Linked DNA regions of Homo sapiens: region 1 is linked to region 2. A link is a loop called in an ENCODE intact Hi-C map of the cell type or tissue named here. Cell type or tissue: ascending aorta. All regions are shown on one strand. Links, peaks and the distances in the headings refer to the core of each region. The heading gives the core; the rest is flanking DNA. Region 1 overlaps PRRC2C (proline rich coiled-coil 2C). Region 2 overlaps VAMP4 (vesicle associated membrane protein 4).

Region 1 (16,233 bases), core at 3,251-11,250, 140 kb after region 2:
AACAAGCAAGGAATGTTTAGGGATAAAATAACTGCTTTCAAAATCTAAACCTGTACTTTCCAATGTGGTAGCCAAGTGCCACAATTATATATGTGTCTTACATTTTATTTCTATTGACCACGTCTGGTCTTAAAAAGTATATCTTCCAAGACAATTAGTGAAATGGGGATTACAAATATAGTACATTGCTACTCCACCTCCCACGGCCTGTGGAAAACATTACTAATTAATCACTGTACTCTTTTTCACAGTACTGAAAAGCGGTTGCAAACTTTTCAACAGTGTTTCAAGCAGCCAATACAATTTAAAAGGAGACTGGCTTGTGAGATTAAATCTAGCTGCTATTCCTGTGTCAGAAATTTTCAAGTTTTATTTTTAATATAAATTCCAAGATAATCCCAAATTCAATACAAGACTTCCTTTAGCTTCTAGTTGGGGCTTCTAACGGGAGAAAATAACGAAATTAAATGAGAGTAAAATGAGGAGGGAAGACCTACAACAGCTATATAAGTAATGATACAGGTGTCTTAAATTTTACTAAAGCATCTTTAATCAAAAGGTAAAAATAAAAGCCACATTTATGAGGTTTACTAATGACTAGGCTCTCTGTTAAGAAAGTTTCATTAGCTGAACCTGGCTTCTCTAGGAGTATCATTATGGTAATATAAAACATACTGTATTAACTGATGACAGGTTTAATCTATAAAGTATAGAAATTCTATCTGAACCCACTTCTGAAAACAAATTCCTAAAAACAAATGCACAGCCTTCCTAAACTAAGTGTCCTGAATGTAACTTATTTTTCTTTATGATGATTTAAGGCCACCATCATGAGTATGGATGACAGCTATGCCATGATGCACTGCTCCTACTATCTGACTCTTACTCACTCTTCTTCCCTCATTAAACTGGAAACCAGAGACACTGAGGGTCTGCCACTTTATGTATAACCTCAGGTTAAAACAAAACAAAACAAAAAAAGCCTCACCCTCTTCAAGTCCTAACATCCACATGTTAAATGAGGGTGACTTATCTTAGGTGGTTGTGTGAAGACTAAATTTAGTTAATGTATGTGAAAGGCTGAATATCTATCATATATAAGGAAAGTTCAATAAAAATCAGTTTTCATTATTTCCCTAGTTGCAAAGGTAACTTACAGTGCATCTGAGTGAATTTTTGGAAAAAATGCTTTCTTCACTACACAGCATATTTATCATCATTACTTCCATGCTTTGATATTTACCCCTCTCTGTTCTGTTATATTCCACCCTGCCCTGCACCCCCTAACATGATGTAGTTAACTGCCATGCCTCAGCTCGTACATAGAGGAGATTCAGATTTATAGTTTTTGGTAGCCAGATGGCACACATACTTTTAGGTTCTTTAGCAGCTACTTTCTATAATTTCTAACAGTTTTGGGGTTGCTGTTGTTCACTACTTCAAGAGGGTTTGAAACCTGACATTCTTTAATAAGATATGGTTGAAATTACCAGAGGCTGAGGTTCATGACATATAATCAACATGCTCAATTAGCCAATGTAGTTTATAGCAGAGTCATCCTAGGTTTTTTTGGGAAGGAACAGTATGGATTACGGCAAGGAGGATCAGCAGTTACAATGTTTTCAACATCATTACAAACATAACTTTTAAAGCATTTACCTATATGGTTGAAGTGAGGAGCTGAACAATTCCTGAGCCTGGGAAACAGCAGGGCCAGCCCCCAAACTCAGTTGGGCTTGATGCTGCCCTTGCAGTGGTGCATAAATAGGGATTGGAATCTGCTGAACTGAAGTTGGCTGCAATGCATTGAGAAAGTATGTAAACATATATATCAACATCATACAGATAAATCATTAACACTGGAATATAAAAATTTGAGACATGAAAAGAGTAAAATTAATACTATATATCAGCTCCATTTTAAAACAAAACTGAATGTAAACATCTAAATTTCCCTTTCAACCCACTACTTATTCTACATTATTACTATTAAGCTTTGGTAAATTTGGGAAAAATTTTAAATTTTGCTTATAGAATATCAAGCTAATCGTGGGTAGCTTGTAATTTCAGAGTCTATTATTTATGTTCCAAGATAACTATTATAACCACAGAAATGCGAAGGAACAAATACAGGATGGAAGAAGTCTTTGATATTACCTGAGAGAGACCTGGTTGGAAACCCTGTTGTTGAGCCAAGGATGGCGGAGCCAATCGTGCATGTTGGGTATTGAATAAATGACTTGTGTCCATATAGAAGGCTGGGATTTGAGCTGTAGACCATCAGGATAAACAAGCAGTAGTAAGTGTCCTAATTTCAGAATTTTCCAAACAGTAAATAAAAACCAAGTTTTGTAGCAGATTCCAAATTAAGTGCACCCTCTGAAAATACAGCCATGGAAAAACTAAAAACGTGACAAGATGCAAATGTGAAAAGATGGAAAACTTCTAGTAGACAGGTACACACAAACATAACTAGTACTTGTGAAGGCATGAAAAAAAAATTTATATACCGCCAATGGGGTATAGATACGCAGATTTTGTCAGTGGTAAAATTTCACATAATCTACTAAAATTGAAAATGAATCTACCCATTGAACCAGCAATTCTACTCCAATTTTAAACCTACCTACTAGAATCTAGCAAAATATTTAGAGGATTGACATTTAATTTTAAAAGTTTGGTATAAATTTTAAACACATTTCTATGTATGATACATAATATTTGGTGACTTGCTGTTTTTTTTTGTTTTTGTTTTTTGTTTTGAAACAGTCTCGCTTTGTCACCCAGGCTGAAGTGCAGTGGCACGATTGATCCCAGCTCACTGCAACCTCCACCTCCCGGGTTCAAGCGATTCTTGTGCCTCAGCTACCTGAGCAGCTGAGTGTGCGCCACCACGCCCAACCAATTTTTGTATTTTTAGTAGAGACGTGGTTTCACCATGTTGGCCAGGTGGGTCTTGAACTGCTGGCCTCAACTGATCTGCCCGCCTCAGCCTCCCAAAGTGCTGGGATTACAGGCGTGAGCCACGGTGCCTAGCTGACTCGCTGTTTTTATATAGTAGTATGTTCTGCAGAACTCCACATATTATTACGACGAGACAGGGCCTCACTCCGCCAGGCTGGAGTGCAGTGGCATGATTATCACCTGGGTTCAAATGATTCTCTCACCTCAGCCTCCCAAGTAGCTGGAACTAGAGGCATGTGCCACCACATCCAGCTAATGTTTAAAATTTTTTGTAGAGATGGGTCTCACTATGTTGCTCGGGTTGGTCTTGAACTCCTAGGGTCAAGTAATCCTTCTGCCTTGGCCTCTCAAAGTGCTGGGATTATAGGTATGAGCCACCACACCCAGCCTATATATTGTTTTTAACTTGTCATTATTAGAAATAATACTGCAATGAATACCCTTACTTAATCTCTAATAGCTTAAATGTATCCATATGAGATTCCTAGTTATGAAACTGTTACTACAGTAAGTATGTACACTTATATTTTCCAAGACACTTTTAAAAAGAATTATGCCAATTTAGGCTGGGTGAGGTGGCTCATGCCTATAATTCCAGCACTTTGGGAGGCTGAGGCAGGAGGATCACTTGAGCTCAGGAGTTCGAGGCCAGCCTGGGCAACACGGTAAAACCCGTCTCTACCAAAAATGCAAAAAAAAAAAAAAAAAAGAAAAATTAGCTGGGTGTGGTGGTGTGCTCCTGTGGCCCCAGCTACTTGGGAGGCTGAGGTGAGAGGATCACTTGAACCTGGGAGGTGGAGGTGGCAGTAAGCCAAGACCGCGTCACTGCAATCCAGCCTGGGCAACAGAGCCAGACACCATCTCAAAAAAAAAAAAAAAAAAAAAAAATGCGAATTTAAATATTTACAGCAATGTACTTTAAGAGCCTTATGCTTAGCTGAAAGGGTAAGAAGAGACAAAAATAAGCATTTTAGTAAGTCTTCATTTTCTAAATTCCTTATATTCAAGCCTAAAAACATTACCTGCTGCAGACTGAGACACATAAACTTGCGGATTCTGTTGCTGCTGGGCAATAAGGGAAGGCATACAGCTTAACTGTGAAAAATGACTTGCAGAAGGCAGGCTGCTTGTCTGTAACTGCTGAGGTTTCACTTTACAAATATTTGGAGGGTCCGATGTGGTTGTAGATTTTGTGCTCAAAGAAGAGGTAGTGTATGTACCAGCTCCTATATTTGGGGAAGCAAATAAAGGGGAAAATAGAGCATATTTAAAAGTGTTGCTATTGTTCACAGTACCAACCAGAAACTGCAAAATTAATGTTTCTACCCATCACGTACTTATATACTGCTTCAGGCCAAAAGTAGATGAGGTAGCTTATAAAAGAAAAGGTAATTATCACCAAATGTAAATATGACTAGAAAATATGGAACAATAAACAACAGAAAATCAAAACAAGAAAGAAACAAAACACAAAATTAATAAAATGAGGCTGAGAGCCTATGTAACTGTTATAGTTTAGCCAGAAATGATTTGTTTTTTAATCATCACAAAGAATAGGATATATAATCAAGAGCTTCATTCACTTATGACCACAGATATAAGGACACAAAAGAGAAAAGTGCTATACCTTAGAAATAATTATGAATATACATGGGCCTTGAAAGATCTCAACTGGTCCTAAAATGTCACATAAACTTAAGGCTGGATTTCTCTCTCCTGCAAAAACTGGCACATGTTGAGGCCAGGAGTATAAGACCAGCCTGGGGAACATTGTAAGATCCTGTCTCTACACAAAATTAAAAAATTAGTTGGGCATGGTGGTGCCTGTAGTCGCAGCTACTTGGGAGGCTGAGATGGAAGGATTGCTTGAACCCAGGAGTTTGAGGCTGCAGTGAACAGTGATGACATCGCTGCACTCCAGCCTGAGCGACAGAGCAAGACATCAACTCTTAAAAAACAAAAAAAACCACACAACTCCAAAAACAACTAACCAAGAAACAAACAAAAACAAAACAAAACCACCTGGTATATAGTAATACCTTTAAAACAAATTAAATAAACTACTTAATAAGTAAATAGAATTATAAAACTTAGGTGTTAGGGTTAATTTGTTTTATTGATTAGTGAGCTATTATGACTTTAGTACTAGCCCAAAATGTCAATACTGGTATTTGATTAAAAAGTAATGTATAAGTTGTCATTATCTTCAGATGATGTTCCACCTGAGAGTGGACCAAAATTCAAGTGCTTCTATCCTTCTAGTGAATCATCTACCAGTAGGATGACTAGGCAATAAGGGCCTTGTTAAAAAAATTATCCTAGTCAAGCACAGTGGAGGAAATCTAGACCTGGGGAAACGGGTTAGTTGGGTTCCAAAGAAAGAACTAGGAACCATTATTTCCAGATCTTCCTACCATACTCTCCTGTTTCCTTTACACCACCTTCACTAACCCCCCCATCCCAAAGTGGACTGGGGCTCAAGCTAGTCTAGTAAACATAAGTGAAGATGCCTTGGCAAATGAGTGGTGGAGGAATGCTAGGAAGGGTTTTAAAGTGAAAAGAAATATAGTTGGAACACAGTTTGATTTAAAATGTTAATGCAGCGTAGAATCTCGGGAGTTTGTGTTAATATATACTTCTGATTACAGACAATATCAAAATAACTTGTATAAACCTAAGACCAGCTTTTTGGTACCTAAAAATAGCACGGTGGGCTGGAATACTAAAAAGCAATATTGAATGAGAACCAGTCAAACAAAGTAATTTATATCACTGGAAAGGAGCTTCCTACTGCTTTGGAAGCAGATAATACTGAGAAAGCTTGAAATTAAATTTTATTTTTTCAACAGAAGAAACTTGGTTCTACATATGGTAAAAGGAAAAGGGTGTACTTTTCTAGAGTCAAGCATTTTGGAAACATCTGTGTTTCTTTAAGAACCGTAAGGCCTCCAAATAATGAGATAGTTCAATGAAAAGATTACACACTAGTAAAAATTTAAGAAAATCTAAGGAAAAAGAGCAAGAAAAGCACCTTCTAACTTTGGGCACCAAAGGACTCTCCTAAAAAACAAAATAAAACAAAATCCAAACCAAACTAAAGCCAAATCCAATGAATTACATCACTCAAATAGCAGAGGCTGAAAATTCTCCATCCCTAAGTCTTTACCAGAAAATACGTTATCCCAACAGGTTTAGGCCAACAGCACCTTCAAATTAGATACAGATTGTCAAACATTTAAAAGAGGTGTGATTCTCTGTTCTTTTTGAGCTGATCTAGTTAGTTGTACATACATAAAAAATGACAATCAAAAGGTGAACTTCCTAGAAAAATTTAGAGGAAAATGACATTTTAAAAAGCAATTACTGGCCACATGTGGTGGCTCATGCCTGTAATCCCAGCACTTTGGGAGGCTGAGGTGGGAAGATTGAATATTACTATTTTCGGAGGGCTAGAGATAGTAAACAAGAAGAGATCATAAAAAATTTTAAATAATGTAAGATATTTAAAGAAACAGAACGAAAAAGTTCTACCTGATAGTGATGCTGTAGGAGTGACTGAAGCAACAGGAATCTGGGGCATGGATGCACTTGAGAACGAATTGTAATTAGCAGTGCTTGGTCCACTGGCACTACTGCTGACTCCAGTTGCAATTGGAGGTGCTGTGGAAGTTACTGGAGACCCCTTTTCCCTTACATTTGGAGAATTCTCCCATGCTTTGCGTGCAGACTCCATCTGCAATAAAACGGACATTTTATAGTAAAAAAATGATGTTAATACAGAATATACGTATGTATATACATGTATCAGTATTTAAGTGCCAAATATAATCTTTCAAAAACCACACACACACAAAGATATTTAAAGAAAATCTAAGACCCTAAGACCCTAGGGATTTCAGACTTTCCATTTGCCTCTTTATCTTTGCTCCATTACTCAAATTGGGAGTGTGAGAGTGTATCATTTAAACATGAGCCCTTATCCCTACCAGTGAATAAGGAAAGGCCTTCCCCCAGTAAATATCCATTCTCTCCATTCTTTCTTTTTACTCCAATGCTTCTTAAATGGCAAATGGCAGGCATCTTTTGGTTGGCTGCTTCATGCTCACAGTGTTTTAAAAGGCAAGGTAACAAGATAGGTTTTAGGCTTGGGTGCAATAGAAATGCTTTTGTTTCACATCCAGATCTCAAGCATTTCATGTACCACCAGATGTAACCATTTGCATTTATGACCCCTGGTTTCAGCTGTATTTTCTTCTCCTAGTTTCTTAAATGGCAGAAAATGGCCTTATTTCAATCTAGAGCAGCACTATTCAGTAGTTTTCAACAGATACATATCTAAATGCAAATCAAATATGTAATTTTAAATTTTCTAGTAGCTACATTTTAAAAAGTAAATACAAATAGATTATATATTTATTTTGAAAACATTTAATTCAACCCAATATTTATAATATTATAACTAAAACACTAATGAACATAAATTGATATTTTATAAGTTTTTTTAATATTAAAATTTCATATGCAGTATACATCCAACATAATCTATAAGATCCAGCTGCAATGACTTATGAGAGAGGAACTTTTTCAAGTAACATATTTAATATCACTGTTAGGAACTTTGTGAGTCCTTAAAGTATCAATTTCTAAAATTTTATTTTGGTTATAAGAATTTTGAGAAATAGAGGCCGGGTGCGGTGGCTCACCCCTGTAATCCCAGCACTTTGAGAGGCTGAGGCAGGCGGATCACGAGGTCAGAAGTTCGAGACCAGTCTGGCCAACATAGTGAAACCCTGTCTCTACTAAAAATACAAAAAAATTTAGCCGGGCGTGGTGTGCGCCTGTAAATCCAGCTACTCGGGAGGCTGAGGCAGGAGAATTGCGTGAACCCGGGAGGCAGAGGTTGCAGTGAGCCGAGATAGCGCCACTGCACTCCAGCCTGGGCGACAGAACGAGGCTCCAACTCAAAAAAAAAAAAAAAAAAAAAAAGAATTTTGAGACATAGTACATATTTTACCCTGCCTTCCTTTAAAAACACACTATTCATAATTTAACCTTTTCTTAAGACTAATTGTTATCATTAGATATTTAAAATACAGAACTTTTATATTTGAGAAAAATCTGAAATCTTTTCTTTTTCTCAAAATCACTTGGTTGATTTCAAATGTGTTTTATTTTAAAATAGAAGTCTTGGGGGAATTTAGGAAGTAAGCTAGAATATAATTTACCTGTACCATCTGAGATTTTGTGGTTTACGGCAAGTTGACAGAGTACAATGTCTTTTATGCCAATTTTGTTTTACTGGGAACATATAAATTAAGTTATAGCTAATCAAACTTACATAACATACAGGCCACAAGTTTGACTTGATTCCATTCCTTAAGCAGAAAGATAATTTGAAGTTTTTATTTTCGGAAATTCAGTGAAACTAAAAGTACAATTAGTTAATCATACTCATTTTTTTCATATTTTGTCAATGATGTCCATAAAAACTTAATGTCGTCAATAGGTTCTTGGAAACTGTGACTAAGCCCAACAATGTATAATCAATATTTTTTCTCATACACTTTAGAACAAGTGGCACTGAACCAAATGATGCTATTCTATGGATCCATCATACAGTTTTGCTTAAAGTTGCAGTTTTCATGAACCCACTGATAATAAGTAAGAATTTACTGTGTAATATAACTTTTCTATGCTTTATGTATTACTCCAACAAAAAGGAGATGGCAGAGGAAGTAAAAATAAAGAAATCAGAGGTTTTAAGCTAATGTAATTTGACTTAAATTTAATTCTCAATGTGTATATTTCTTCTTGGAATGTTAAAAACATGAGTGAAAGGCAAAGTTGAATAGGTATTCTAAAGAAATAAATACTGGCTTAAAAATAATTAAAGATGACATTATATTTGCTTATGTGAAATTAGATTATTTACCTTGCTAGTATAATGATAAAAACCATAAAAGTAAGACTAAGTAAGGAACACAGATTAAGACAGTCATTCAAGCCAAAAGACAACAGAAAAGGCTGAACAGGAATTGGCAGTAAAGACTAGGCAAAGACAGGGATGGCACAAAGCAGAAGCTGTTGTCTTATAAAATTTTATGATCTCAAACTTATATTTGTTAAGCCTCTTACAAAGAAGTTGGGCAGACAGGGGAAAAGATAAGGGGACAAAAGTAATATGAGTCCAAAATGAATATTGGCCACACTGTAGAACAACAAAGTTCCTGTGACCCCAACTGAAGATCATCAAAGAGATTGTCAACCAGTGCAACATCAGGAAGCCCTACTATATTAGAGATTAAGAACTTCCCTGGATTATGAACAAAGAACATCAATGAGATAAATAGACTTAAAAAAAATCTTCCCTTGGCCAGGTGTGGTGGTTCCCACCTGTAATTCCAATACTTTGGGAGGCTGAGGCAGGTGGATCGCTGGAGCCCAGAGTTCAAAACCAACCTGGGCAACATGGCAAAACCCCATCTCTATTTAAAAAAAATTTTTTTTTAAATTAAAAAAAACCTCCTTTAATTCCATGTTTGCACTTTTTTAAACTACTGACTACTCCAAAGACGAACTGATTTAAAATACTCTCAAACAACACAACTGTAAAAAATCATTAACATAGCTCAAAATTATAATAGATTAAAAAAAAAGGCCAAAACATTTTGACATCAAAAAGCGCTGAATCTCTTTTGTCCTCTTATTAAATAATTATCCAAAAAAAATCAACTGAAAATCTTCTGACATCATCTATAAAGCATACTTGTCAATTATCTTCCCATAAAATAATCATACAGTGTTCATTCAATTCACACATAACTTACAGGGAAGACAAACAACATTCTTACTATTATCAGTACTTAATATTTTGGTAACAATCATAAAAACATGAAATAATTAAGATTTTATTTTTTGTATACAAACCCATATATCCAAAAATTATTAAGATCTCTGGGAGGAACTTAACACAAACATGGAAAAATACTCTCCTGTATTTTTAAGACAAAATTCACAAGCATAATAGGCCTCACTTTAAATATGAGGATATCACGTCACCACTTAGTGGTATCAGAAGCTAATAAAACTGTAAGGTATAATTTGACAGCACTCTATTTCCTCAGCTTAGTATTGTTGCTTACCACATAAATCTAGTAAAAATACCCCACGAATATTGTTAACTTATGTCCCCTTGCATGCAACAATTAAGGACTCTTAGAGATGGATGTTGTACATACCTTGAAGGTGAGGCTGAAAGTAGTGGGAGGAACTGAAGTTAGGCTGGAGCTCTGTTGTATAGTCTCCCTCTTAGGGAGGGGAAGGGTGTTGGGCAGGGGCACCTGAAAAGGTAGGCAACACATATCACAATCTAACTATGTGTCTACTACGAAAGCCCCATTAAAGACAATGCTAAGGTGTTCTAAGGGTAGTGTTTATTTTTCATCAGAGCTAACAGAAATATGTGATTACTTAAGAGTCACATTGTGTTTATAGTAGTTGGTAATTAAGGATACCTCAGATAAAACTTCTGAAGGGAAATTATTATCTGCCTTTTTATACGTTAAGTTGGCAGAAAGAGAGTCTGCACCAGATATAAGGTGTATACTCAGAAGGCAGTGCTTCTCATATTTTAATATGTACATAAATCACCTGAGGATGCTGATAAAAAGCAGATTTTGATTCAATTGGTCTATGTTAAGGCCTGAAATGCTGGGTTTCAAACAAGTTGCCAGGTGATGCTGATGGTGCTGGTCTACAGGCTGCATACTGTGTAGCAAAGCTCTAAGGAATAAAACCTTCACCATATATCTACAGGTTCCACCAGAAGTATTTAACATGACAGCAAAAATATAAAAAATTAATCTCTTTCCTGCAATATGGTTAACTTTTATAACAAGATTCAAGAACAAAAGTAATCTTGGGAAGAAAGTATGGACTGTTAGCACCATCTCATTACAATAAAACTGTTCTGCTATAGTAATAATTATGGCAAATATTGTTAGAAACTTTAAGATATTAGAAACTCACTGCCTTTATCTCTGGATCTTGGGACTTTATTATGTATTACGTTTTGGATGGTTCGTTCAGTTGTTCAGGAAAAATAACTGGGATGCTTGAGAGTTTTAAGATAATCACTTTGTGATACTATGGACTACCTAATGGAGATTCTTTCATACATGTTGAAAGCAGCTGTGCTATGATAATCCAAAAGGCCACCTGCATTTAATCTTCAAGACATTCAAGATACAAGATGATTGTACTACTGAGTAATACTAACCAACATGTATCAGTTAAGACCATAAAAAAGTGTATTAAGCCCCAATAAGAGAAATAAGCCATTTTCAAGTATAATTAAGAAAGACAAAAGTTCTATGTGCAAAATGGAACCCCCAAACAGACAAGTGAAAGAAAAAAGGACATCTCAAGAGGTCCTAAATTTTTTCCCATGAAGGACATTCGTTTTTAACTCTACATTGAGTTCAGAATCACCAACACACTTGGCACAAGTAAGCAACACCATGAAATCCTTTCAAACTGATGACCATTTATAATGCTCCCTAACCCAAACTGATCTTTCTGCTTTCAAACATACCCTGGCTACACTGCTAACAACTGCATGCAGACTATTCACCTATATATGAGGCTGGGTCTGTTGTCTCCAGTAGTTACCAGTATATAAGTCGCTCCATTAATTAGCCTTACAGATCACACAGAAACCATCAAAATGCTCATCTGGATATTTTCAATGAATTTTAAGGGTTCTGAGAATAATAATTTTTTCTTCCTTATTTTATATATTTTATAAATCATATTTTCAGAGGGTAGTTTCGCAAAAAGCATCATATACTTTAAAAACCACTATCGTAGAAATATTCTGTATTTTTTAAAAATGAGAAAAGACACAAAGTATAATTAAACTTTATTGAGATCTTACTGATTGAATATTTCATAATCTAGACAGTGATATCACAGCACTTAAACTGAAAGGAAGTCTTTTCCTCCTTCCCAAGTCTTCCATTATTTTTCACAGGAGGTATAAGGAGTTAAAAAAAGAAAAAAAAAACCATATATATATATATATATTTAAACCACTTTCATAAAAGTGGGGGGTGGGTGGGAGGAAAGTTGAACAAATCACATTAATCAGCTCCTAGAGAGCTCTCAACACCAAGAAAAAATATGTGACTCACTCCTTTCTATTCCTTTTCTCAGCTACATATTTAGTACAGTCCTTCAGCTGAACTACAAAAATTGGATTAAGTGACCCCTAATGCAGCTCACCTTTCTAAAATTCCATATACTTGATGCTAGAGGGAAGAATAGAAAGCATAGAAAAAAAGTAAGAAGATAATAAAGATTTTTATAACTCAAAATGATAGTTAAAGCTCTTTGTGACAGACCTTTAAATATTTATCTGTAAAGGATTTTTTTAAAAAAAGGATGATCAACATTTTAGTCTGATAGCCTTTACTTATTACAGAAGGCTATATTTAAAACAGAGAGCACTAACCAAATTTCCATCATACCTCTCTCCAAAATAAGGACCATGCAAGTAACTTTTAAAATGTTCTTCTAAATAAATGACACTGTATAACTATGGCAAGCTACCTAATGTTTCTGGGCTAACAATTTTTCATCTATCAGACAGTGAGCTAAGCAAAATGATGAACTGTACAGACTTTTAACACAACCTTGAATTATATTAGTAACATGGTTGCTCTGGAAAACTAGGTCCTAAGTTACAACATGACTTAACATCACCTTATATTAGAGCATATCAGAGTGTTTGGCGTACTTATGTATACAATACAATATAGCTCAATCTACACAACAAGAATGTTGTTAACACGCTGGTATTTTTTCTTTTTTAAAGACATACTTGATTCTTTGGGAATTCTATAGTTGTCTTTTAATTCTAATTTTAGTTATCTTAAATAAGTTGGGTTTCACTGAATTATAAAAAGGTTTTATGTAAGAACAAAATCACCAACCGTTCATGTTAAATTTGTAAATGTGAGAGCTAAAACAACTTCTTACCAATACCAGGTTAATAAGATTAGTATTTACACGAAACCAAGCCTACGCACCACAAACCTTCATCTTAAATGGAAAGCAGATGGCTTTCAGAGGAAAAATAAAAAACTCAGCTTTGACTATTTTTGCTAATTATATTACAGTACTCCTAAACACAAATTTACTATCAACTCTTTCCCTGAGTTAAATATTGATCACTACAGTAAATAAAACATGAAATAATGTGCTTGATAATAATAGCCAGGTTCCAATCCAAACTTGCCACATCTCAAACTGATTACTTACATTATTAACCAAAGTATCCTCCATCTTTGTATTATTAGTAGCCACGGTGTTAGGCAAAGAAGAAGAGGGTGTAGTATAGTCTGTTACAGACTCCTGTGAAGTAGTAATAGAAAAAAAATACATTTTAAACTGAATTAATTGCTCACTTCTTCCTCTTTTTTTTGAGTCTCGCTATCATGCAGGCTGGAGTGCAGTGGCATGATCTCAGCTCACTGCAACCTCTGCCTTCCAGGCTCAAGTGATTCTTGTGCCTGAGTCACTGAAGTAGCTGGGATTACAGGCGTGCGCCACCATGACATTAATTTTTGTATTTTTAGTAGAGATGGGGTTTCACCATGTTGGCCAGGCTGGTCTCGAACTCCTGGCCTTAAGTGATCTGCCTGCCTCAGCCCACCAAAGTGCTGAGATTACTGGCATGAGCCACCACGCCTGGCCAAATTGCTCACTTTCTAATGATAGCCTAATAGTTGTAAAGTTGTTCTGGAAGAAAGCAGGGGAAGAGAGCAGACTTTAAGACTCAACTCACTCAATCAACTAACAATGGAATAATACAACATGGACTCACGATCAAAATGATAGCATTTCAACTACTACTGCATTCTTGTACATTTAGTACTAGGAGACTGTCAACAGTACCAAATATTTATTTCTGTAGGTTATTAAAAGAATCTTTTGTGTGTTTCCCACATTCATTCTTAGCTTACTATCAATTACCAAGATCTTAGTTGTTGCAATTACTCAGGTTTTAGGGTACACTCCTTGTTTCCTGTCACAAATCTCATTTTGAAATATGGCAGAGTAGGACCACATAAGCTATTACTTATATGAATTCAGCTGTATGGCAATTAAAAAGAGACTAATATTCAGATAATATAAAAAATTGCATGTAACTTTTTCTCAGAGTTTATGTCCCAGAGTCAATATAAAATCGCAGATATGTTTGCTATTCCCATGAGTGTCTGTTCCCATGGTCAATCAACATATCTTGTCTTAATGAGCATTTTTAGATACACGTTTCATTCAATGTGGCCCCTAAATGTGAGTCAACAGCCTCCAGTGTTCAACCAAAGAAACAGTAATCTGTTCCAACTATGAAAAAAAACTGGCTATACTGGAGTTAGTAAAAGTCTGCCTTATTTCCTGACTTTAGAATGTCACCAGTGGGCAAGATAAAGCTCTACTGTAATTCTATTTATATTAAAAGTGATATAGAGCCATCTTTCAAAGTATTCAGATTTTGTATAGATGTTTTTCACTTTAAGCTACTCAAATAGTCCAGAATTCAGAGTAAATTTCCTCAAAAAGAAATATAATTTGCTATAAAGAACTTCTTTAGATTACATATGCAAATCATGAAACAAAATCTTCTTTGCGGAAATAATCTATAGAGTTATATGCCTCAGCAGGAAAAAAAAAAGCAGACTGTTGCTGTTCTTCTCGTTCATTTTAGACATGGCTTGCATCTGTTGAACTGGTAATCCCTACATGTGGCTTACCTTTGCATTAGTACCATATTCTGCAGATGATACCGAGATCATTGTTCCTATTTCAGTAGACATTTCTGAGACTGCTTTAGTCTCCTTTGTCGTGACAGGATCTGTGCTTCTGACTGTAGCTGGGCTTGGTTTCTCTTGTCCTTCTGGCTCCACCTGTTGGGCATCTTTTACTTTTCTATTTTTTAATGAACGTTCCTTTCCAATGGGACCAGGTTTGTGTTCTTTGTTTTCTACTGGACTCAAATCTGGAAGCTAAAGTCAAATGTTTATGATAAAACTATGTTTATGATAGATGAGTATCTTTCATCATTGCACCATGATCAAAGATATTCATTAAAATTAAGTTCACTTTTAAAAGTATTATTTGCTCTTCATGTCAGTGGCCTTCATAAAATTTTATCTGGATTATAAAGTATATTTACCTTCTGGGCTTTGATAGGTCCTGCTCGTGGCTGCTTCTGCCGCTGTTCTTTAGGTTCAGGTATTTTGTCAGCAGATTTTTCCGAAAGCACAGGAACAACTTCATTTTCATTTCCATTTGAGGCTGGAGCACCAAACTGAATTGTGTCAGTTCCAATTTCGAGTCCACTTTCTTGACCATTCTTCGCTCCCTAGTAAAAGAATATTTTAAAACTTGCTTGCAAAGTATAGTTCAGATGTGACTGATTTATGAAGCACTATACAGTTTAAGTACAATAGAAGGTTTAAGACAATCTACATATTAACTGAGACCGACATTAATTATATTTTAGGATAATTTTCTCTTAACTGTTGTTTGTCTGTACTAGAAAACAACTGATAAGATGAAACTAGCACAAGACTTAAGTTTTTAAAGTCCTGGCTCTCATGAGTGTGATCATGGGCAAAGCACAGCTTCAAGTTGTTTCCTCATTTAAAACAAACGTAAAAGCAACACACAAAGACACCACTACCAACAAACAGATGAATACACTGGAAATAAAAGACAGTAATAAGTGTCACCTGCTTCTCAGAAGTCTGCTTTGAAAATGAAATTTAAGAAATATAATAAAAACTTTGTGATTGGTAACATAGAGCAAACATCTAAGCAATCAATCCACCAATTAAACAGTTAATTTGGGCCGGGTATGGTGGCTCATGCCTGTAATCCCAGCACTCTGGGAGGCCTAGGTGGGCGGATGATGAGGTCAGGAGTTTGAGACCAGCCTGACCAACATGGTGAAACTCTGTCTCTACTAAAAATACAAAAACTAGCAGGGCTTGGTGGCATGTGCCTGTAATCGCAGCTACTCAGGAGGCTGATGCAGGAGAATCGCTTGAACCCGGGAGGTGGACGTTGCAGTGAGCCTAGGTTGCGCCACTGCACTCCAGCCTGGGTGACAAAGCGAGACCTGTCTCAAAAACAAACAAACCAACCCAGCTAATTTGTTGAGCATCTTCTTTGTGCTAATCAGATGTGCTAATCAGTCTAATT
Region 2 (16,233 bases), core at 3,510-11,509:
CACCCTGTGTCCAAGTGTTCTCATTGTTCAGTTCCCACCTATGAGTGAGAACATGCGGTGTTTGGTTGTCTGTCTTTGCGATAGTTTGCTCAGAATGATGGTTTCCAGCTTCATCCATGTCCCTACAAAGGACATGAACTCATCCTTTTTTATGGCTGCGTAGTATTCCATGGTGTATATGTGCCACATTTTCTTAATCCAGTCTGTCACTGATGGACATTTGGGTTGGTTCCAAGTCTTTGCTATTGTGAATAGTGCCACAATAAACATATGTGTGCATGTGTCTTTATAGCAGCATGATTTATAATCCGTTGTGGGAAGTCAGCGACCCCGAATGGAGGGACTGGCTGAAGCCATGGCAGAAGAGCATAAATTGTGAAGATTTCATGGACATTTATTGGTTCCCCAATTTAATACTTTTATAATTTCTTACACCTGTCTTTATTGCAATCTCTGAACATAAATTGTGAAGATTTCATGGACATTTATCACTTCCCCAGTCAATACTCTTGTGATTTCCTGTGCCTGTCTTTACTTTAATCTCTTAATCCCGTCATCTTCGTAAGCTGAGGATGTATGTCGCCTCAGGACCCTGTGATGATTGCATTAACTGCACAAATTGTTTGTAAAGCATGTGTGTTTAAACAATATGAAATCTGGTCACCTTGAAAAAAGAACAGGATAACAGCGATGTTCAGGGAACAAGGGAGATAACCATTAGGTCTGACTGCCTGAAAGCTGGGCAGAACAGAGCCATATTTCTCTTCTTACAAAAGCAAATAGGAGAAATATCACTGAATTCTTTTTCTCAGCAAGGAACAGTCCTGAGAAAGAGAATGCATTCCTAGGGGAGGTTTCTAAAATGGCTGCTCTGGGAATGTGTGTCTTATATGTTGCAGATAAGGGATGAAATAAGCCCTGGTCTCCCAGGCCTATTAGAACGAGGAAATTCCTGCCCAGTAAATTTTAGTCAGACCAGTTGTCTGCTCTCAAACCCTGTCTCCTGATAAGATGTTATCAATGACAGTGCGTGCCCGAAACTTCATTAGCAATTTTAATTTTGCCCCAGTCGTGTGATCTTGCTCTGCCCCCATTTGCCTTGTGATATTTTATTGCCTTGTGAAGCATGTGATCTCTATAATCCACACCCTATTAGTACACTCCCTCCCCTTTGAAAATCACAACAAAATCTTGCTGGTTTTGCGGCGTAGGGGGGCATCACAGAACCTGCCGACACGTGATGTCTCCCCCAGACACACAGTTTTAAAATTTCTCTCTTTTGTAGTCTTTCCCTTTATTACTCAGACCAGCCGACACTTAGGGAAAATAGAAAAGGTCCTATGTTGAATTATCGGGGGTGGTTCCCTTGATATAATCCTTTGGGTATATGCCCAGTAATGGGATGGCTGGGTCAAATGGTATTTCTAGTTCTAGATCCCTGAGGAATCGCACACTGACTTCCACAATGGTTGAACTAGTTTACACTCCCATCAACAGTGTAAAAGCGTTCCTGTTTCTCCACATCCTCTCCAGCACCTGTTGTTTCCTGACTTTTTAATGATCGCCATTCTAACTGGTGTGAGATGGTATCTTATTGTGGTTTTGATTTGCATTTCTCTGATGGTCAGTGATGATGAGCATTTTTTCATGTGTCTGTTGGCTGCATAAATGTCTTCTTTTGAGAAGTGTCTGTTCATATCCTTCGCCCACTTTTTGATGGGGTTGTTTGATTTTTTCTTGTAAATTTCTTTACGTTCTTTGTAGATTCTGGATACTAGCCCTTTGTCAGATGGGTAGATTGTAAAAATTTTCTCCCATTCTGTAGGTTGCCTGTTCACTCTGATGGTAGTTTCTTTTGCTGTGCAGAAGCTCTTTAGTTTAATGAGATCCCATTTGTCAATTTTGGCTTTTGTTGACATTGCTTTTGGTGTTTTATTCATGAAATCCTTGCCCATGCCTATGTCCTGAATGATATTGCCTAGGTTTTCTTCTAGGGTTTTTATGGTTTTAGGTTTAACATTTAAGTCTTTAATCCATCTTGAATTAATTTTTGTATAAGGTGTAAGGAAGGGATCCAGTTTCAGCTTTCTACATATGGCTAGCCAGTTTTCCCAGCACCATTTATTAAATAGGGATTCCTTTCCCTATTTCTTGTTTTTGTCAGGTTTGTCAAAGATCAGATGGTTGTAGATGTCTGGTATTATTTCTGAGGGCACTATTCTGTTCCATTGGTCTATATCTCTGTTTTGGTACCAGTACCATGCTGTTTTGGTTACTGTAGCCTTGTAGTATAGTTTGAAGTCAGGTAGCGTGACGCCTCCAACTTTGTTCTTTTGGCTTAGGATTGTCTTGGCAATGTGGGCTCTTTTTTGGTTCCATATGAACTTTAAAGTAGTTTTTTCCAATTCTGTGAAGAAAGTCATTGGTAGCTTGATGGGGATGGCACTGAATCTATAAATTACCTTGGGCAGTATGGCCATTTTCACAATATTGATTCTTCCTATCCATGAGCATGGAATGTTCTTCCATTTGTTTGTGTCCTCTTTTATTTCGTTGAGCAGTGGTTTGTAGTTCTCCTTGAAGAGGTCCTTCACATCCATTGTAAGTTGGATGCCTAGGTATTTTATTCTCTTTGAAGCAATTGTGAATGGGAGTTCACTCATGATTTGGCTTTCTGTTTGTCTGTTATTGGTGTATAGGAATGCTTGTGATTTTTGCACATTGATTTTCATAATTTCTGATGCTACTAAAAATGACATTTCAGATGGTGTTTCAAAATTTTAAAATGTCATACTTATTGCTAGTATAAATATCATTTTGTAAATTAACCTTGTATTCTACAATCTTGCCAAACCCACTTAGTTTTAGTAGTGTTTTTATATATCCTACTGGATTTTCAACATAGAACAATTATGCTTTCTGCAAATAAAGACAGTTTTATTTCCTCCTCGTCTATGTTTGCCTTTTATTTTTTATTAGCTTATTGCTCTGATTAGAACATCCAGCACAATATTGAGTAGAGGTGGTGAGAGGGAATATCCTTGCTTTGTTCCTGATCTCCTTTAGGGGAAGCATTCATCTTTCATATTATGTTTCATTTTCATTGCATGTTGTTACTGTTGTTGTGTGTAGATTTATCAGGTTGAAGAAGTTTCCTCCTATTCCTAGTTTGTGAAGAGTTTTTATCATTAGCTGACGTTGGATTTTGTCAAGCATTTATTTTGTATCTATTGAGATGATCATTTTTTTTGGTCTGTGAATGTGTTGAATTATGTTGATTTTGAAATTTTAAACCGTCGTTGCATTTGTGATATGAACCCTACTTGGTCATCATGTATTATTCTTTTAAAACATTGTTAGAATCAATTTGTTAAGAGTTTGTTAAGAATTTTTGCATCTATGTTCATTAGAGGTATTGGTTGGTTGATAGTTATGTCTTTTTCTTGTTGTGTCTTTATCTGGTTTTCGTGGTAGGTTCATACTGGCCCTGGATAATGAGTTGGGAAAGTTCTGTCTTTTTTAGTTTTCCAGAATAGTTTGCATAGAATTCTTATTTTTTCTTCATTAAATGTTTGGTAGAATTGACAACTGAACAAATCTAGTCCTGGAATTTTCTTTGGGGGATTTTTTAAAAATAATTTTAGACCCACAGAAGGGTTGCATAGATAGTATAGAGAGTTCCTATCTACGCTTCACTTAGCTTCTGTTAATAAATCTTATATAACCATGGTACATTTGTCTGTAGTGATGTTCACTCTTCCATTCCTGTTACTAATTTATGCCTTCTTTCTTTTTTTCCTAATCAGTCTGGCTAGAAGTTTATCAAGTTTTAATTTTCAAAGAACCAGCTTTTCATTTTGTGTTTTTCTATAAGTATTTTGAAGTCTCATGTTACTTGATAGATGAAACAGACATAGCTCCTGCTTTTTTTTTAACCTGTAGTGGGGATCATTTTAATTCAGTACTTTTCAGATTCTATTTCACTTTATAGTTTCCTCATTTAATGACTGCTTTTCTTTGTTTTTCGGTTGACCAGCTCTTGTAAGTTCTTGCCTAGTTTTTAGGAATGGCCTCTGGTTCAGAATATTAGTTTTCTCTATGAAATTCAATGTTTAACATCACTTTGGAATGGAATACTGTTCCAGTATTCTGAGGCTTAGTTGGAGCTTAAAAGACTTTAAGGAAAAAGCTTAGAGGAACTAAGGCAAGATGATATATTCACACTTATACATTATGTTAAATAAGTTTCAGTAAACAGTTTTTTTTTCCAAAATTTTTTTATCAATTGCTGTATTTTTTCACCTCCTTTAGAAATTGCCATGTCTAGAAATCTAAGAACCTGGTTTCTTTTGAGTTTTGTAGTTTATGTCTTATTTATTCTGTATCTCCGGAAGAATCATGATTACTTTAAATAACCAAATGTTTTCATTTCAAGAATATTAAAATGGATTGGTTAAGGTGTGATATACACTCAACTACAATAAGGAGATAATAATCTGAGTAATGTTAAAATTTTCTTAATATCTTGCATTTCCCTTTTGCTATGTTGATAAGTTTAAGATGAATAATCAAAAACATACTTAAAATTGTTAGTGTCTTCAATGAATTTTTCTCTATATCCATCTTTGTCAATCGGCAGTTCACTTTGTAGTTTCCTCATTTCATTATAGTCTAAATTCAAGATGAATTGCGCTTTTAGTTCTACAGTTGACCATAAAGATATTAATATTCACTAGCAGTTAAGTAGTTAGGATATTTCAGAGTTTAATGATCAGAACAAATTCTGTGTAAGTTTGTTATATAAGATAATATAAACCCTAATTTCTCTGAAAGTTTTAACATGCAGAAGAATTAGCTTAATTGTGGCTAGTAATAAGTGCCAATGAAGTAAAGACATGATTACCTATTATTCAGTTTCACCAGTATCAGTAAAATGTGGTCCCTTATGATAAATAACTGATCCATGTTTAGAGTTCAGCTTGATTGTTTGTATTTGTGTATACTTTCTATCTTTTTTTTGTTTTGTTTTAATCCTGTCACTACTAATATGTACTTGGTATGTACTTGTTTTCAGAAGGGGACCATCTGGACCAAGATTTGGACCTAGAAATGATAAAATTAAGCAGTAAGTTTTGTTCATTTGTTTAAATGATAATCATATTTCTGTGTAGACTAGAGATTGGCAAACTGCAGCCTGTGAGCCAAATCTGGCTGCAGCCTGTTTTTGTAAATAAAGTTTTATTGGAACATAGCCATGCCCATTTGTTTTCATATTATCGATAGGTACTTTCAAGCTACAATGGCAAAGTTGAGTAGTTGTGACAAAGCTGTGTCACATTTTATGGCCCACAAAATCTAAAATATCTGCTGAGTGTCTGGTCCTTTACAGAAAAAGTTGTTGACCCCTGATGAAGACTAAATATAACTGCTGGGTTATAAAAACCTAATTCATTTTATTTTCTCAGAATTATAGCTAAGGAAATGCAGGATTGTTGGTTTTTTTATGACTTGATTACCTTATGTCAAATCCATTTATTTAGCATAGTCTGAAGGTCTATTTTGGTTTTAAATCTGTAGCTTGATTCCTATTTTCAGAATGATAACAAAGGTAATATAATAGCTTTAATTTGTTGATGTACTGCATGTTTTTATCTACTTCCAGAATTTTTTCATATCTCTTATTTATCATAACCCATATATTGAACTAAGTTTTATGGCTAATTTGTGGTTTAAAACCTTTGAGGTATATATTATTTGGTGATAGATGAGTATAATATGCTGTAATCAATGTGTCTGATATCGGAAAGATATGAGTCCTGACTGGAGGGGAGAAGGAATAGACAGAGCAGTGAGTCACTTGAGGGAAGGCTCTGGAAACTGACCAAGCTGTAAAGACTAACTGTGGAATGTGAACTGCATGGCCCAGGTTCAAGACCTAAGGAGGGATAATAGTCACTACCCTAAGCCTGGGTATAGATGGCACATTGTGGGAAGGGTTCTATAATGAAGTATCTAGTTATTGGTGAGATACTTGGGCTTTACTCAGGTAGCTGTTGGTGTGAAGAAATATTTCCATACTTAGCCTAATTCTAACTAATGGATTTTGAGATATGGAACCAAAGAACCAATAAATGATTACAGGTACTAGACTGGGTGTATTAGTTTTCTATTGCCATGTAACAAATTACCATAAACTTAGCAGCTTAAAACAACACACATTTATCATCTCACAGTTTCCTTGGGTCAGGAGTTCAGGCACTTCTTAGGTGAGCCTTTTGCTCAGGTTTAACAAGATGGCAATCAGGGTATCACCAGGTATGACCAACTCAGGAAGTTATCAGAATTTATTTCCTGCAGCTATAGATGTCATGGTGCTTCTTTGAGGCCAGTAGAAGAGAGAATCTGTACTGTTTCAAGTCTCTTATTTGACTAAAGATACAACAAGCCACTTTTAGATGCAATTTATTACTTATATAGTAAAAGGAAGAGTAGCCAAAGTTAGTAGCTCTCAGGGTCATTGTCCTGCACACCAAAAATAATGATACAGCTGGGTGCAGTGTTTCACGCCTGTAATCCCAGCACTTTGGGATTCTCCTTCAAAGGAGGATTGTTTGAAGCCAAAAGTTTTGAGACCAGCCTGAGCAACAAAGTGAAACCCCCTTCTCTTAAAAAAAAAAGGGGAGGTCAATGGCTGCAGTACAAATTGTGGGATACTCTATTGCAAAGGAGCTATTTCTAGGCTGTGGTTTTTATAGTCTGCACATAGAGCCTGCAGAAAGTTTATACCGCATCAGAACCTGGGAGGTGATAAGAAACTGCCTTATGATAGTCTCATAAGGGAAACAGGGAGGTGGATGGAAGAAGACCTCATGAGCCACTCATTCTCTCATGTTCCAGGGAGATCACAAGCATTCTACCAGGACTCAAATTAGCTGTAGTTCAAGCCTGTGTGGCATATGTGGATGCCAATGTGTAATGTCTGAACCATTCTCCTGCACTGAGCCAGAATGACTTCTTTATCCACTCACATGTTCTCTTTTGCCTAAGCTGCCACTGGAGAAGAGGCCTCCACTGATGACACACCTATTTTTTGTCCTGCCAGTATGCTCTGTTTCCTGTCTGATATCCTTCTGAAGAGTGAACCTAGTAAGGGATGTTGCCGATTGGGGTCTTTTGAGTATGATTTTCCAGCTGAATCCCCAAACCACCACCAGTTGTACAGAGTAGGCATTAAAGAATATATGTCTATGTTAATGAATGCCAAACATACACACATGAATTTGTATATTTATGTATTACACTATTAATATCACAATAACTTTGGTGATCACAGAATTTTAGAATAGTAAGGGATTGTTAAGTATAGCGTTTTTTACTCTAGAGCTGAAAGCTTGCTGGATTTAGTTAGAATAAGGTCGTTCATCAAGCATGCATTAAACCTTGATTAATGCTTATCTAAGCAGGGCATGACTCACCAGTGTGCCCAAGATGGAGGAGCACAACTTGCCACACAACTTACCCAATGACAAATCCCTGGCGTTATTTTAGTACCCAAAATTGCTAGCACTGGTCAGTTTCTTTACTTAAGCTGTTATCACCACTTAATTTATAACATTTCAATACAGAGTGTTTCCTACTGCATAGATTAGCAACATCATTGCTTTCTTTGAACTTCATTAGCCACATTTATTAGTGTTGATAACAGATTAATCCTACAAAAAATACTTGACATCACTTCTTAGGAAAGACTCTTTTTGAGGACAATTTTTAAATATTCATATGTCTACATAAAATTTATGCTTCTCTTTGGAATGTTTCCTTTGCTTTTTAAATTTTGTTTTGTTTTTAAAGAGAGTTTGTTCAAACATAAATTATGAGGATGGACCACCTGGAAATACCAGCTCCAAAGGAATGGAGTCAGCATTCCAGAGTAGAGAAGTTAAGGTTTCATTTATATAAGCAGACAGGAACTTTTAGCAGGATTACATTTCCTTTGCCTTTAAATTAAACAATAGCATTATAAATGCCACTGTAGTGAATTGTAGACATTCTGTGTTAGGAGTAGGGAATCTCCCAATTATAGTCTTGGTCAGACCAGCTTAACTTTTATGAGATTCCCTCCCCGACACCCCAGGGAATGTTCCATGGTGTAACAGCAATATATATGTAGTTGCAAAAATACAGCTTAACTTTAAAACTTCTTTTGTCAGCAGTACCTTAAAAGACCAGAAGATGGGGATATTAACTATGAAAATAAATATTTTCTTTCAGGGATTTTTGCTTTGTTTGTTTTTTGAAACAGGGTTTTGCTCCATCACCCAGGCTAGAGTGCAGTGGCACAGTCACAGCTCACTGCAGCCTCAAAATCCTGGGCTCAATTGATCCTTCCACCTCAGCTCCTGAGTAACTGGAAACTTCAGGCACGTGCCACCATGCTTGGCTAATTTCTTATAGAGACGGGGTTTCCCTATGTTGCCCAGACTGGTCTCAAACTCCTGGACTCAAGGGATCCTCCCACTTCAGTCTCCCAGAATGCTAGGATTGCAGGTGTGAGCCACTGCACCTGGCCAGTGTTTTCTTTATAAAATAAGGGGTGCGTATTGCAGAGCATGAATTTGTTTCTTAATCGAAGGGCACTGACATTTATCAAGTATGTGCTATGTGTTGGGCACTATGCTAAGTGTTTGAATAACACTATCTCATTTAATTCTCACAAGTAAAGTAGAGATTATCAGCTGCATTTTAAAGGTGAGAAAATGTTAGGCTAAAACAGGCTTCCAAGGTGAATTCCAAAGTCACATACGTAGTAAGGGATAAAGTTGTATTGCAAACCCAGGTTTGTCTGAATACAGAACCCAGGGGCTCTACATTATACCATACAGCTTCTCTGTTGGTAATTAGAATAGAGCCATTTCAGAAATACAGGTGCCGTCAGACTCTAAGAGGATTTAAAACAGTATTGGAAATGTCTTTTCCTCATTGTGTTCTCTCTCATGTCTTTTATTATCTTATATGAATAGCCTTTAACTGGCCATGATATAAAAATCTCCACCCTTCCTTCAGAAACTAGCTTTTCCTTTGCGTTCTTAATTTTTTATTTTAGTTAATAGCCATCGTCTACTACCAGTTAATTGCTCAAATTATAAATCTAGGAGTTGTCTACTCTTTTCCCAATTCCTTCACCCACATCCAGTTAATCTCCTAGTTCTTAAAATATTACCTCCTCTGACATATATTTCCTTATCCTAGAACTTTCTCACCATCCACTGCCTCTTTTACTCTGCCTGATTAACTCTTGACTCCTCAAAACTCAGCACAGGGGTCTTGATGTCATCTCTGGTCCAGGCTGAATTCATCAAGGCTACATGACTGATACTATGGGCTTCCTTCTATTATATCCCTTAACACATGGTAGTATATGGATATCAGTTTTCCCTACTGGAGTATAATCTTTCTAAATACCAGGCTCATAACCTTCATGATGATAACCTTGATGAATAGCATAATAATAACTTTTTTTTTCTTAGACACAGGTTCTCACTCTTGTCACCCAGGCTGGAGTGCAGTGGTATAGTCTTGGCTCACTGTAGCCTCCACCTCCCGGAGGAGGATCCTCCCACCTCAGCTTCCTGAGCAGCTGAGACTACAGGTGCACACCACCATGCTCGGCTAATTTTTGTATTTTTTGTAGAGACAGGGTTTTGCCATGTTGGCGAGTCTGGTCTCAAACTCCTGGGCTCAAGCGATCCTCCTGCCTCAGCCTCCCAAAGTGCTGGGATTACAGCCCTGAGCCACCACACCTAGCCATAACTTTTTAATGTTTTTTGAATGAATGATATATTTAATTCAGATTTGAAAATATTTGTTAAATGCTTACTTTGTACCAGCCACATTTCACTTGACCTGGGAAATTAAAGAATAAGTGGGTTAGTCTCTGTTTTTAAGGCATTTATAGTATAACAATGGGGACAAGACCAATGTGAAATACAAATAGAAATCAAAGGACTATAACTATTGTGAAAATGTAAAAGATCATGGGGAAGTATGTTATCACTTGCTTTGTAAACCAAACTATCTCCATATTAAAGTAAATAAGCAGATCATTTTCTTTCTTCTACAAAAATTGTGTTCTGGGTAGGGAAACATCCTGAAACACAAAAACAATCATGAGATTTTACATCATTGAGTGAAGGTTACATAGTAGCTGGATTCAGAGTGTTACACCAGCAGATAATTAATGTGTGAAGGACAAAGCAGCAATAACTCACTAATAGTGTAGCAGAAAAATTAAAATATTTGCGGTTTCCATTATCAATAGTGATTTATTACATGTGTGCCATGTTGTTGAGGGAATACTTGTAGGTTTATGATACTCTAGTAAGAATCTAGAATTTTATTGGTTCTGTCCCAATTAATCTGCCTATATCCATGGAATCTTATCCTTAAAGGGTTATGTTTTTTTTCCTTTGAGACAGATCTCTATTGCTAAGGCTGAAGTGCAGTGGTGCAATCACAGTTCACTGCACCTTAACCTCCTGGGCTCAAGGAAATCTCCCACCGCAGCCTCCCAAGTGGCTAGGACCACAGGCACATGCCACCATAACCAGCTTATTTTTAAATTTTTTTGTAAAGACAAGGGCTCACTCTGTTGCCTAGCCTGGTCTCAAACTCCCAGGCTCAGGGGATCCTTCCACCTTGGCCTCCCAAAGTGTTGAGATTACAGGCATGAACCACCAGGCCTGGCCTTTAAAGAGATTCTGGGACCATAATTATTTTATTAGCTTTTTGTTTTCATTTTAAAAGTATATATAATGTCTACGGCCATACCACCCTGAATGCGCCCGATCTCGTCTAAGAGTACGTATAGTATACATATATTAATATCCATAATAGCTATAATCTGATCGTGTATAGGAGCCTTAGTACATTTTATTCATTCCCTTCCTGCTATAGCACCCTACTTTAAGCCATTAATTATCGTCACTTGCATATGACAAAAAAAAAAAGCTGGCTGGGAATTTCAAAATTGATCCTTGATGAACAGTAGCTTTGCTTTTGTTTGTAGTTAAATGGAGGGCTCTACAGTCACTGCTTTATATCTCCTCCTCAAGTAGCTGGATATGCTTTATAGGATTTATACTCAAACTGTTCATTTATTTAGCAAATATTTATTGAATGGCCACTCTGCCCCATGCACCACTATAGGTACTGGACTTACAAAAGTGAACAAAATAGGCAAGGTCACTGCATTCATTGAGCTTACCTTCTAGTGGGGAGAGGCAGAAAATAAGCATGTAAATAAGTAAATAGGTACAATTACTATTACTTTATATTTGCTTACATGCTATAAATAAAATAGAGTAATGGGGTAAAGCATGCTGTTTCACAGCTATAAGGTTAATACAGTGCATTCAACATAATATGTTCCATAAGGGCTGGGATTATCATCTGTTTTGTTCAATGTTATTTCCTCAGTACCTAAAACAGTACATAGTAGGTTCTCATTATTTGCTGAATAAATTGATTAGTTGTGTATTTGTGCCATTGTTCTTAAATAGGATGAACACCTTTAACTCTCTACTTAGGGGATTAGGAGTTGCAACAAGATGTCTTAGAGATTTAGGGGTTCTTTCAGATTTGTTTGGGCAGAAGAGAATTCTGCATGCCCAACTTTGTTGAGCTTCAGTCTTATATCCTCCAGTGGAATAATGTGTGGGAAGCACAGAACTCTGGGATGCTGTGAAAAATCTTGAAGTTTATGTGTGGGTAATCAGTGGGTGTACATAATGCTTTTAACATGGGAGGGAAGTGACTGTCATCAAGCTTAGTAATTGCTACTTGAATCTGAGAGTACTTCTGAATCCACCTATGTCTAAGTGGGCCTTCATTTTGTTTTTATAGCAAACTTTTTGAAGAACTAGCTCAGTGATCGGAAAGGATAGAACTCTTTCAAAATTAAACATGACTGTGCCTCACCCCTCACTTACTACATTAGTTTGGGGAGTTGTGTGGGGTAGAGGGCGGAGACCATATTTGTGTATTGTAAAAAATTTTTAAAGCCCCCTACACACTTCTTCCTTTTCCAAGTAGAAACACAATTGCATATCTACATCTATTTAAATATATATACATTTAATGTTTATAACCATCATGGACCCTTAATGACAGGCTATGTTTGGAGAAATGCATCATTAAGCAGTTTCATTGTGTGAACATCATAGAGTAGTATACTTACACAAACCTACATGGTGTAGTCTGCTACACACCTAGGCTATATGGTATGGCTTATAGCTCCTAAGCTACAAACCCGTACAGCATGTGACTGCACTGAATACTGTAGGTAATTATAACACAATGGTAAATATCTGTATGTCTAAACATATCTAAACGTAGAAAACATGCAGTAAAAATATGGTATTATAACTTATGGGACCAGTGTTGTAAAAGTGCTTTGTCATTAACCAAAATGTTATGCAGTACATGTCTGTAGTCGCTAGTAATCCAATGCACTTTAAACAGTGTTTAGTATGAGGACCATGGATTTGCTTTATTTCTCCTTTTAAATATTTCATTGTTGTGACTTATTTCGTAAAGTAATTTAAAATAATTTTTGTGGTTAGAGCAACAGAGGAGAATAAGACACTTAAAATAATTAAACATGTCCATGTTTGTATACTCTGGAGGTAACTCCTGAATGAGAGTAGATAGCTGAGGACAGTTATTACAATTTTAAGTTTAGGTTAAGTCTTTATTGAACAGCCTGAAATTTGGTTAAAACAGGCCCCCATCATCTAATATAAAGGATGAACAAACAATCGAAAAACAGAAAACAATTTTTTCCTTTTTGCTTCCTGGTGGGTACTTCAAAATATTCCCAGGTGTCCCCAGTTGTCTTATATCCTGTTTAAGAAAAATCTGATGAGCAGTGAAGAATTCTACCCATTGAGCATCAGTATCTCTTAGAATATGCCCTACATTTCCATTTTGGAAACTAGGTATGTTTCATAAGCCTTTACCTTACCTGAGCAAAAGGTATGTTAAAAAGTATGTTAAGGTACCTCCTTTGTTAGCCTTCATGTATGAAATATATGGCAAAAGTAGGCTACAGCGGTGTCTATGTGCTGCCTCAATAGCCTGTTGAAAAGAAAAACTGATTATTTTTAGTGAAGCTGTTTAACTAAATTCTGTACTTAACGGGCATGCTGACAGTACATTTAACTTGCTTATGAGTTACAAGTCAGAAGCAGGGCTAAAAGTAAGCTATCTTTAAATATTACTTTAATTTATATCATATTGTCTTTCATTATCTGAGTACTGAAGCCCACAAATGGAAGAACATTGCTACAAAGTCTTAAATTTAAATTTTATAGTTGAATAATTCTCTGAGAATTTGCTATTCTTTATTATGTCTAATGAAAGTTTTAAAAATTGTAAGCATTCTCAAAAGAAGGATAAATAATTGTGTATCTTTTTTAAACTAGTGTTCAGAATCAAGTGGATGAAGTTATTGATGTCATGCAAGAAAATATTACAAAGGTAATTGAGAGAGGGGAGAGACTAGATGAACTACAGGACAAATCAGGTACAGATCTTCATGTATTTCTTGATATTACTAATCTGTTTGCTAGTTTTTGTCTTCTACTTGTCTAGCCAACGTTTACAAATCTTGGCTTAGGAAATTGGCATTTGGTTCTTAAGTATATGATTTTAATGGTTTAATTTTAACTCCTTTACTTTGAGTCATCTTATTGTTTCATTATTTTTTAATTGTTCAGTGGAGAATGAAGAATTTAAAATTTCATTGTTGAAGAGTGAAGAGTAGAGCTGTTTTTTCTTTTGCCCTGTGATATTGATGAACTTTGTGTTTCTCATGATCTCAGGGCCTAAAGACCTACTCACTTTTCAACACTTGTTTCAAACTTATCTGCTATTTTTATTTTATGTTTTATTTGGTAACTTAGTCACCTTTCTTTACTTTCAGTCATTACACCTATAACCTATACCTATACCTATACCTATACCTGGCACGTACTTGCCACTCAAATATTGTTTGGTGAATGGCTGAATACCTGATTAATCTTTGACAGACTTTAGAAAAAAAAAAAACACCTCGCTTAGTCACATTTAAAATGTATATTGTTTTCCTTTAAAATCAGTCACTTTTGATATCTTCTAAGAAGCTAACTTCTCAACATGTAATTTTTTTTCTAGAGGTGTGCCAAGTATTTGAATTTTTAAAGAGTATTTTTCTTACTAGATTTCCTAAGTTTATTTATAAGCATTAAGGCCCTAAAAAGACTTTTCTTAATTTTATAATAAAAAAGAAGTGAGCAAACTGATCTGCAAGCTGTTTTTTGCTTTTTGTTTTCATTTTTTTAATAATGTAGAATGCCAGAGTTTGTGGGTGGAAAAAAGGGAGAATGCTGTTTTCATGCTTAAAAGGGAATAAATTTGCAGAAGTAGAAATTAATATTTTCTTATCTTTGTGTGACTAGATAAAAGAATCCTGTTATGTCGTTTAATCCTTCTCTCCATCCTCTATGTGATATAGAAAGCTTATCGGATAATGCAACAGCTTTTAGCAACAGATCCAAACAACTTCGAAGGCAAATGTGGTGGCGTGGATGCAAAGTAAGTAAATCAGAAGCTACTGGATAGACTGGTCAGCATCTGAAGTGGTATTCAAACACATGAAGAAAAAAGGGCCTCTAGAGCATAACCTCTGTGAGAACAGGGCCTATAACTGTCCTGAGACATGGTAGAAATTCAGTAAATACTTGTTAACTTAATTGCTTTTGGGATAGGGATAACTAAATAAATCAGTATGCCTAAAAGGATGTTTTCATAGATTTTTTTAATGAAAGTAATCCACATTTTATTAATATTTGACTACCTCTAAACTTATTAACTTAAAACAAATATACATTTTTTCTTGAAATTTACTATTAATACTTTTTTGGAGCAACCTCTATAGCATTATGTAGAGATATCAAAAGTAGGAGCTAGAGAAAAATATGACTTTCGGTTGAAAGGGTAAAAAATAAAAGCTTACATATCCGAATCTGTTAAGACAAATGGAGTTAAGAAAAAACTCCACTTCCCTCATTATTCCAGAAAAATAAAAAGTAAAAGAAATTTTTACCATTTTTAACAAGGTAAACATTGGAATCACTACATACTAATATATACTCCTGCAAAACATTGTATAGAAATACATTTACTTCTTAAATCCACTGTGGCTACTAATCATTAACAGAAAATGTTTTTCACGTTATATGAGCAAATCTTTTTTTTTTTTCTCCTGATTCTAGTTATAATTTTTGGCTTTGTTTAAAATTTAGACATGAACTCACTGTTTTTAGTCTCTCATTTTCAATTTCAAGTTTAGCAATAACTCTCCTTTTTTTTTTTTTTTTTTTCTTTGAGATAGAGTTTTGCTCTTGTTGTCCAGGCTGATCTCGGCTCACCACAATATCACCGCAACCTCTGCCTCCAGGGTTCAAGCGATTCTTCTGCCTCAGCCTCCTGAGTAGCTGGAATTACAGACATGTGCCACCATGCCCAGCTAATTTTGTTTTTTTTGTTTTTTTTTTTTTTAGTAGAGACGGGGTTTCTCCATGTTGGTCAGGCTGGTCTTGAACTCCTGACCTCAGGTGATCCACCTGCCTTGGCCTCCCAAAGTGCTGGGATTACAGGCATGAGCCACTGCACCAGCCAGCAATAACTTTCTAAACCTGACTTAGCCATATGCTGAGGATTTTTTCCAAGAGTTACCTTGGATTTATTTATTTTTATTTGTCTACCTATTGAATCGTCCTACTTTCAGAAGTGGAACTGAGGGAAGAAATATGTTTCATTTCTCCCCTTGTTCAGAATTTAAATTTTCTATTCTATTTTAAGTTATTTATTCTTTAAAGAATAAATTTATTTTCTTTAAAGTCTTTTTTTTTTTTTTTTTGTGGCACTCTTGCTGTGTCTCTGAGGCTGGAGTGCAGTGGCACAATCTTGGCTCACTGCAACCTCTGCCTCCTAGGTTCAAGTGATTCTCATGCCTCAGCCTCCTAAGTAGCCCAGGTTCAAGCGATTCTCCTGCCTTAGTCTCCCGAGTAGCTGGAATTACAGGCATGCACCACCACACCTGGCTAATTTTTGTATTTTTAGTAGAGACGGGGTTTCACTATGTTGGCCAGGCTGGTCTTGAACTTCTGGCCTCGAGCAATCTGCCCACCTCAG

What was found. Hi-C counts contacts between places; a loop is a spot of excess contacts. Peaks named below come from ENCODE experiments on the same cell type or tissue, not always from the same donor. Only the 100,000 strongest peaks of a DNase experiment are listed, where the experiment ranks them.
Region 1: it touches region 2 in a loop (2.3-fold over the local background); 5 of 110 quality-filtered maps call a loop at or near these places.

Annotation. Positions count from the first base shown.
Region 1 is chr1:171,565,391-171,581,623 of GRCh38, reverse strand. It overlaps PRRC2C (proline rich coiled-coil 2C), which reads right to left. Exons shown (of 35, transcript NM_001387844.1): 21 at 15,203-15,391; 22 at 14,781-15,032; 23 at 13,285-13,377; 24 at 10,203-10,304; 25 at 6,496-6,697; 26 at 3,987-4,190; 27 at 2,158-2,270; 28 at 1,660-1,796. Among named protein-coding and RNA genes, the nearest start is that of MYOCOS, 49 kb to the left of the region's middle. In ascending aorta, for the core only: no CTCF peak of the experiment used is centred there; no DNase peak of the experiment used is centred there; H3K27ac peaks cover 1,182 bases.
Region 2 is chr1:171,708,063-171,724,295 of GRCh38, reverse strand. VAMP4 (vesicle associated membrane protein 4) reads left to right here. Exons shown (of 8, transcript NM_003762.5): 4 at 5,075-5,125; 5 at 13,482-13,582; 6 at 14,552-14,631. Among named protein-coding and RNA genes, the nearest start is that of VAMP4, 26 kb to the left of the region's middle. In ascending aorta, for the core only: a CTCF peak has its summit at 8,222; no DNase peak of the experiment used is centred there; H3K27ac peaks cover 2,296 bases.